2 separate regions of the Homo sapiens genome follow, and region 1 is linked to region 2. Evidence: chromatin contacts called from ENCODE Hi-C data. All regions are on one chromosome and are shown on one strand. The core of a region is the stretch at or near the end of the contact, and the rest is flanking DNA. Distances in the headings are between cores, read along the strand shown.

What was found. A loop is a pair of places that touch in the nucleus more often than their neighbours do. Pooled maps may share reads with other maps.
Region 1: a map of Caco-2 shows a loop between it and region 2 (18-fold over the local background). The contact joins two enhancer-like sites. A Hi-C loop is called at or near these places in 4 of 168 maps with a recorded cell type or tissue (B cell, Caco-2, K562 and 1 more) and 2 of 50 pooled maps.

What each region holds. Positions count from the first base shown.
Region 1 is chr3:46,488,455-46,493,141 of GRCh38, reverse strand. No RefSeq gene overlaps it. Among named protein-coding and RNA genes, the nearest start is that of RTP3, 7.2 kb to the left of the region's middle. RefSeq lists enhancers at 3,011-3,785, 3,786-4,562. Within about 2 kb of position 2,608, at least 6 of the 41 ENCODE cell types and tissues checked have a DNase peak (open chromatin) inside an H3K27ac peak, as active enhancers do.
Region 2 is chr3:46,426,536-46,431,191 of GRCh38, reverse strand. No RefSeq gene overlaps it. Among named protein-coding and RNA genes, the nearest start is that of LINC02009, 5.2 kb to the right of the region's middle. Within about 2 kb of position 1,850, at least 4 of the 41 ENCODE cell types and tissues checked have a DNase peak (open chromatin) inside an H3K27ac peak, as active enhancers do.

The DNA of each region.
Region 1 (4,687 bases), core at 1,359-3,858, 61 kb before region 2:
TAGAATGGGGTAGAAATTCAGCTATGTCACAGAGGCATTACACCAGGTATCATTTCCTGGCCTTGGGGTTACTAGGGCAGGTGCACAGTGATCAGGAGTGTGACGGCCAGATAACAAACGTGGTTGGAGTGTGGACTGACTCCTCTTTAGCCAGGGCCTCAAACATCATTAAAAAACAAAACTAAGCTATATTGCAAGACTGTCCTGGATTTGGGGTAGGCCTTAAACCCAGTGACAGGTATCTCTATAAGGGAGCGGCAGAGTGAGATTTGAGACACAGAGACCTAGGGGAAAGCCATGTGGAGACATGAGTTAAGCTGGCACAAGCCAAGGAACACCTGAAGCCCACAGAAGCTGGAAGAGGCAAGAAAGGATTCTCTCTAGACCAGCCTTTATAGGAGGCATGGCCCTGCTCACACTTTGATTTTGGTCTTCTAGCCTCCAGAATTATGAGAGAATTCATTTGTATTAAGGCGTCCAGCTTGTGGTATTTTGCATGGAAGCCTTAAGAAATGATACACCTGCGTTTAAACCCTCCTTGACTTCCCAGCTGTCCTGAGGGTTGGAGCCACCTGCCTGCTCTCTACAACAGGTACAAGAATAGGAAGCAACTGCAGCTATACTTGTGCTAGTGTGGACTTTCCTTTTCCTACCTGCCACCACTTCCTTGGGTTCAGGTCCTCACTATTTGACTGGACAATTTTGGTTTATATCCCCGAGTATTGTCTTTCAAAAATCATCCTTTACAGAGCGCCAAAGAGCCTTTTAAAAATTCAAATGCCACCCCCTGGCTAAGCTGGCCTCCTTGCTCTTCCTTTCACAGAATAACCTGGAGCATGGCTCATTCTGTCAGCTCCTCTGGGCCTCCTCTTGAATTATTAGGGAGGCCTTCCTTAAATTCCCTCAATAAAGTGGCAACTCTCTCCCTCTCCTTCCACACTCTCTTTCTTTCTCACTATTCTGTTTTTCCACAATTGTTCATTTTTTAATCACCTCTTGACATAGCCTTGGTTTCTAGGAAACTGCCAGTCTTGACATAGAAAAGCAGGGAATTTTTGCTCATCTGAACAGTGCCTGGATATTCAGTAATTATTTGAATGAATGTTGAATGAATTCTGTCCCAAATTCTGTTAACTCTATAGAACTATCCCAGTCTGGGGTTCCAGGGGTGGGAGGAGGGAGGACGGGGATGGTCTTGCAATTGCTCTTATTACAGTTTTTATGAGGGCAACTGTCCACAGTTTTCTGGATCTATGCATTCTCTGGGGAATCCTCCATTTCCTCTCTGATAACTTACCACTTTTTCTGTTGGGGCTTGCTGGTGTGTCATCATCTCAGACCTAATGACACTTAAATAATTCCCTCTTTTAGTTTCCCAACTGTAAGAGCCTTTGGGTCAAGGTAAGCCTCTTTTCCCTTTCAAATGTGGCCAGCCTACCCTCTGTGATCTTATTCTCCAAAGAAATTGCTCTCTCGGTCAAGTTTAACGAAAATGCTTTCCACTATTTTTCTTTCCTTTTACACTGTCCCTGTGCTGAATGCAAGATCAAAAGTTTTACCAGCCAGTTTAGTTCCTCCTTGAAGCTGAGATGTGATTCCTAAGAACAGAATTTTCCAGGGCTGGTACTTTTAAAAGTTTCCTTTGAACGACTGGTTTTATGATTCAACTGAGAATTTTTAACTGCAACCCAATGAGAAGACTTGCCCTCCATGTTCTAAAAGTTCTCATTTCTGATGACCTGTTCATTGGCTGAAATACACCACTTCCCTGAGATAAAATTCGCAGCCTGCGCCAGGGCTTATGTAAACCAACAATCCAGAATCAATATGAGACCATGTGAGTTTGGAAGTCTGTGGATGGCTACAGGAAATCCCTCCTTGCCCAGCAGTCGGGGCAGCTCAGGCAGCGGCACCTACTGAACCTAGACCAGATATCCACGTGTGCTCCCAGGCTGCAGAGGTTCCTAACTGGCAGAGCTCCTGGGGCCTGCTCTTGCCACGAAAATGGAAAACCTCCAAAGTGGGCAGTGGCCCTCGCTGCTCCTGGTCCTTCTGTCTTCTGGAACTTTTTTGTCACTTGTGTGTTTCGAATTTGTTTTTTTTTTTTCATAATTCTGTTGTCAATGGCATAAAAAAGGCATACATAAAAATGATTATTATTTTTATTACGTGGTTTTGGTCTACACAGCCTCCTCCCAACCCTGTGGCAGGAAACATGAAACGCCTTCAAAGGGGTGTTGGAAGAGCCTGCTGACCAAATACCAAATGTTTATAAGCCTGTGGAGCAACAGGGACAAATATAGCTGCCACTCTTAGAAATTAGTACAGCCACTTTGGGAAACAGTTTGGGATTAAAGATACACATGCCCTGTTCAGCAATTCTACTTGTATGTATACCATCCAGATAAACATTTGCACGTATAGTATACTGATATGTATTAGAATACTTATAGAAATACAATTTTAAAATAGAAACAACTGGAACACTCCTCTCTCCTCCCAGTGAACAGATAAAACCTTTTGTTAGAGTCATCCAGTGGAATTCTATGCGGCAGTGAAAATGAATGAACTAGAGTAGGGTTTGGTCACCTTTGGCCCACAACCAAATCTGGCCCATCACGAGTTTCTGTGTGGCTCAAGAACTAAGAATGACTCATAAAGATGGATATTTGAAGTAGATAAAAAATAGTCACTTTGATATTTTCCCCAAAAGAATTTCATTATTCTAGATCTGTATTACAAAACAATTGATTTGATTATTATTATTTTATTATAATATTACATTTTGAATTTCATCAACAAAGTTTTGTGGTAATTTGTCTTCCTTCTTATACCTAGATAAGGACCTACATAATATCTTTGATTTGCCTCTTGGTCCACAAAGCCTAAAATATTTATTATCTGGCTCTTTACAGAAAGAGGTTTGCCATTCCCTAAACTAGAGCTACATAGATCAACATGGGCTTATCTCACAATCATGGCATTGAGTAAAGAATTCAAGCTGCTGGAGCTTCTACACAACAAAATACCTCTTACGTGAGGAACAAAACCACAATGCCATCACTTAGGAAATCATGCACTTGTAGTTAAGAACATAAAGAAATTTATAAACATAAAGGAGGGTGGATGAGAGGTCCTGTGGCTGTGCTGGGGTTGTGAGCTACCCTGGCTATGGTAGTATTTCCAGTTCAGGCTTGAGAGAGTGAGTGCTACCTACCCTTCTAAATGCTGCAAAGAGTATCACTGAGCAAAGGATGCCATGATCAGCACAGGGAACAGAGAACACACTGGACTCAAAGGAGAGAAAGTGAATTTGTAACTTTGGGTTCCTTTAAGCCTGGTTTTCTTGTGATCCCCGCTCTCTTACTGTTGAAGCTGTGGCCAACCTGTTCCTGAGACCAGCCTGCCTCAGGTCCCTGCCTGAGTAGCTCTGCCTGTGGGGCAGTGGAGAGTATGTCTCACGTCCCTGGACCAGGTGACCCATGGTTAGTGGCTCCCAGGCCAAGCTCCAGGTGAACGTTCAAGGCTGGGGTTTGACAGTGGGATGCTAACCAGCCCCGCTGCTCCTGCCACCAGCCCAGGGGCACAGGGCACGAACCAGAACCTGCATTTCTCATCCCACTGGCCTTGGTCCCCAAGGTGCTGCAGTAATTGAGCTGCTTTTTAAATTAGGACACATTCCTCTGGGGCCAAGGCTGGTCTTCTTTCCCAGAGGGAGTGATCCTAGGACAGGAGAGGAGTTAATGAAGAAACTGCATTGTATCCTCGTGCTGAGGGAGTGCACCCTGGGAAGGACAAGCTTGGAAGGGTTCAGACTTCTTGGAGGTGCAGTCAGCACACCTGCTAGCAGAGGACTCTCACCGGTTTGGTCAGGCTGGCGCTGGCCAGGAATTTGTTGGGCAGGCAACAGGCCACTGTCTGTAAGCCGACAAAGGAGCAGGGGATCGGGAACCAGTGACATGGGCATACAGTGGGGACAGGAGGCCTTTTGAGCGCCTGAGCCACTGGAGGCTTGCAGGAAGTGCTGCAGCTCAGCATGGAACCTTCGGGGCCACAGGGCAGGCGGGAGCTTGGAGAGGAAGTCTGGGCGCCAGCACGGACAGCAGGCCTGCAGAGCACACAGGCTGCTCGGAGACTCCGAGGTCTGTGTTGAGAGGGCTGCAGAAAAGGTCATCGCCACACCCAGGCTGCAGGTGCAGCAGACCGCAGTCCTCACACCCGGACCGCCCTCCCGTGGCCCTCACTGGAAATGGCAGGAGCGCCCCTTCCTCCTGCAACGTCCCTCCACCGCCCTCTACCGAGCAATCTTGCCGAGCTCACTGAAGGAGAGAGATGCTTGGAGAAGTCCACGTCAGCGCATATGCTATATTGAAGGACGCGTTCGGAGCTGGGAGACAATGCATAAAAAGCATATAAACTTTATTACAAATTCATTATATAACCGCACCAGTGGGGGCTGGGGGAGAGAAGGGACTGGCCTAAATAACATTGGAAGATAATATTTTGCCTGGAAATTATTAGGCTAAAGATGAAAGGTACTATGAACAATGTACTCTAATTGATAAATATATATATATATATATATATATATATATATATATATATATATATTTATTTATTTTTGAGACAGAGTCTTGCTCTGTCTCCCAGGCTGGAGTGCAATGGCGCGATCTCGGCTCACCGCAAT
Region 2 (4,656 bases), core at 601-3,100:
CAGTGATATAATTGGTAAGATTTACAGGTCAATTGGGTATTGTTTACCTGGAGCTGGTCCTTCTTAGCTGTCAAAAAGACATAAGGATACACCATGGAATACTATGCAGCCATAAAAAAGGATGAGTTCATGTCCTTTGCAGGGACATGGATGAAGCTGGAAACCATCATTCTCAGCAAACTAATACAGGAACAGAAAATAAAACACTGCATGTTCTCATTCATAGGTGGAAATTGAACAATGAGAACACTTGGACACAGGGCAGGGAACATCACATACCAGGGCCTGTTGGGAGGCGGTGCTGGGGGAGGGAGAGCATTAGGAGAAATACCTAATGTAAATGATGAGTTGATGGGTGCAGCAAACCAACATGGCACATGTATACCTATGTAACAAACCTGCAAGTTGTGCACATGTACCCTAGAACTTAAAGTGTATATCTATCTATATCTATAACTATATCTATATCTATATCCATATCTATATCTATATCTATAAACACAAACTGTAAGTTGAGTAGTGATATTCTTTACAAATATAACATTAGAACTGTGTTGTGACTCCAGTTGGCCTTCTCTCCGTCTTTGCACTCAGGCTCAGCTGGCTCATGGCTCGTACCGGGGGGACCCTGTCCATGGTTGGCCACCCTGGGTTCCTCTAGTCTCCCGTTCCATGGTTGCACACACCTTGAGGGCACCCACACGGCTTGTCCATCTCCTGTAAAAACACAAGCATACTCTCTTCCCCACGTCAGTAAATCCACCAGACCTTTCCATTTTCCTTCTTCCAGGGATTTCCATAACACTTTTGGATAAATTTTCCTCTTTTCTTCTAACACTTGCCAATGTCTTTCTGCTGGAGTCTTACCATCCATACCAGGAGTCAAAAAATTTAAAGTAAATAAGGCTAAATGTAGTTTTTATTGAGGTGGTAGTTGGCCTCCTATACCCGCTTTTTGTCTTTTCAACATGCATTGTAATGTTTGATGTGCCTGCTCTATAATGCCTTGTCCTCTAGGATTATAAGGAATTCCTGTTTTATGGGTTATAGCCCAAAGCTGCAAGAAATTTTTAAAAGCATGACTAGTATAAGCGGGTCCATTGTCAGTTTTTAATTGTTTAGATATCCCCATATGAGCAAATGATGACAGACAGTGTCGCTGTACATGACCAGCTGTCTCACCTGTTTGGCATGTAGCAGGCAGCATATGAGAATAAGTGTCTATAGTCACATGAACATAGCTCAGCTTATCAAAGGTTGCTGTGTGTGTAACATCCATTTGCCAGATTTCATTTGGAGCCAAACCTCGTGGATTACATCCTTCTATAGGTGTGGCTCGAGGGATATACTGCATAATATAATACAAACCTGTAGGAACATGTGAGTAAGGGCGGAAGTATTTTGGTGCAGAAGCACATGAGATGGTTGAGCTTGCTGAAACACAGAGGCAATCAGTTTGTCTGTTTTCTCATTACTTAGAGATAGCGGCCCAGGAAGTTGTGTGTGAGAAGGAATATGAGAAATATGAAAAGGAGCTGCACTAGAACAAATAACTTGTTGAAGTCTTAAAAATAAATTAGCAGTTCTGGGTTTAGTGTACTTTTAATTGTAGCAGTTTCTATGTGACCGGCTACATTTACGACATAAACTGAACACAGACAATGTTGATAGGATCTGAAGCTGTGAGCTGTAAAACCTGAATGACTGCAATTAGCTCTGAGCATTGAGCCTAAACGCCAGAGGTCATTATTGTTTGAGTATGTTTTAGTCCATAGATAGCAGCACGACTTTTGGAAGAGCTTCTAATAGAGCTATGACACTCACTGCATGGCCCAAGGATCCATTCCTTGGAATCTGTGAGGCCAAGAACTCCAGGTCAGAGAACAAAAGGCTTGCCGCCATCTTGGGAGCTCTAAGAACAAAGACCTGCTGGTAACACTGACACATCAGCTCCCGTATCCATAAACCTATAAAATTTATTTCCTTTAATTTGTACTACACAGGTGGGTCTATTAGAGGCTATGGGTCGGGATAGATAGATTTCCCGTGTAGCTGTGCTCCCAAACCCTTTATTTCCTTGTTTCTCCTTTCATGGAGAAGGGTGTAATTTGCAGGGAATAAGTAATAATTGCACTATGTATTCTCTCGGTTCAAAAACCCGAAGATCTCGTGACAATAAAACTACTTGAATTTCTCCTTCATAATCAGAGTCAACAACTTCTGCGACTACAGTAATGCCTTCGCAAGTTAAGGTGGCTTTTGCCTAAAATTAGTCCCATATATCCTGCTGGTAAAGGTCCCCAAATGCCAGTGAGAATCTTGGTGGGTTTGTCTTCCCCACCTTATGTAACCCTTTCTCTGGCTGGGAGATCTAATCCTGCACTTCCTGGAGTTCCTCGGGTGAGGGACTCAATATGCCTCTGGGAACCCATGCCTGAAACAGGGTTGAGGTCTGAATTGGGAATGCCCTCATTGTTTGTGAGGCCCGGGTACAGGCCCCCATCTCATTTCCCAACAGGGGGGTGCCATTCTGATGAAATTTTGAGCAGCACTGATTAGCCGAGTTATTTCCTTTGTCATAGCGAGGACAAAGTCCTGGTGTTCTTTCCGCTGGGGGCCGGGGGGAAAAGCATTGTAAGATCCTTTCTGTCCTGAGATCTGGTGGCATTCCTTTTTAAAATGTCCAGTTTTTCCACAATTATAACATTTTCCCATTTTAGGGTTTGACCCTTGGCTCTTTTTAGATTTGTCAACAGCTAAATTAGCCATTGCTTCAGCTAACATTGCAGATCGATAAAGCTCAGTTGCTACATCTTAACAAGCTCTGAGAAAATTTCCCAAGTTTTTGTACACCTAACCGGTGCCAGTGCACATTTACAATCTGCATTTGCATTCTCAAAAGCTAGAGTAAAGGTTAGCATTTCTGCAGCCAAGGTATGAGGAATCTGATGCCTCACTGCCTCTTGTAATCTTGCAAGAAATTGTGCGTAGGGTTCCTGTGACCCTTGCATGATATGTAAAAATGATAGTACTGGGACTCCCTCTTCAGGAATTATGGCCCAGGCACATTTAGCAGCCTGTGTGCACTGCTGATAAGCAGCATTTGTGAGTGCTAGTTGATGTACCAGGTCAGAATAAGGGCCATTACCCAATAGCCTATCCTCTGTAATGTCTCCATTTCCAGCAGCATGGTTCTGTCTAGCCTGGTCTGCACCCTGTTCTTGCCAGTTTAAATTCCATGTCAGATATGCGCTAGCAGACAAGCAAGTTCATGCCAAGTGTTTCACATCAAAGGGTAAAAGACACATAGCACCAAACATAGATTCTAGCAATCCTAAAGTGAATGGGCTCTGTATGCCATTATTTACCACACTCACTTTTAATTCCTTTAACAACTTAAACTCTAGTGGAATGTGTTCATGATTAAGCTGCTGTGGATTATTTGGATCAGGCCTTACGGAAATAGGAAAAGTGCAAGGTCCTAAGGGCTCTCCAGCCGTGGTGGCAGAGCGTAAAATTCTTTGTATTGGGGTCTCTGTTTCTGCCACCGAAGGAGGCGGTACAGATGTTTCTGCAACTGGAGGGGGCGGTATAGGCCAATTTTTATCCTCCCTCTCCTATTACTTATTTTCAACTGGAGCTGTGGGTGGGACAACAGATTCTTTCAGTTTTTTACATTCAGCCTGCTGTCCCGCAGAATAACAAGGAGATAATGGCAGAAGTACAGTACGAACTAAACTCCAAGTGGAGAAAACTGAAGAATCAACTTGAAAACCTTTTTGATGAGCCTGTTTTCATCCTTCTGCTCTATCCCAATTTTCTACATCAAGAGTCCCTGCCTGTGGAAACCATGGGTTATGCATAATGACTTCCTGTAGCATCGTAGTTAATGTGAGAACTAACCTGAGCACCAGTTTGTTTCAACAAAACTTTAAGCAACTGCACATAATGTTTTTCTTCAACAGACCAATTCTGCCCCATGTTACCCTGATTCAGAAAACTTCCCATTCCCAGTACTACTTTAAGGCACTGCTCCCAGTAGCTCTTTAGGGCACTGACCTTATATCTGCTGCCGGCAGACTTGTCCCGGGATCCCCATTCACCTTGTCAATTTCAATTCCTCTGCTCCAGCAGATCTTCTTCATTCACATCCTCATAGTCCCTGTGTTCGGACGCCACTTGTAGAGCACCTGATTCTGTCGCTGTTCAGGGCGCCACTATGTAACCCACACGGACCTAGGGGGACTGAACAAAGTGGGGTGAAAGCGGGAATAAAAGACATGAGACAAAAGAGCATATTTGGAAGAAGGGGTCAGCGGGCAGTTTGCCTCTAGTGGACAAGGGCCCTGAGCTTTACACAGCCCTCCATATTTATTAGGCAAAAGAGATAGCAGGAAGAGGGGCATGGAAGAAGGGGTCAGCTGCTGGGTCCAGAGTAGGCTTGCAAGACTGCATTCTCCAGATGTCCCAGTAGATAACCTCAAGGAGCTCGGTGCCAGGAAGTGATTGCCCTCAGCAAACCTTCTGGCAGTGGGAGCAGTCGTGAGTTTGCCCACATCCTGCATTCATGATAAATAGCTTGCTATTTGATCATAAAGCCTCCAGTGGAATGCTGAGTTGGTTACGTCCCACAGGCCTTTGGCTCCCTATTTACCC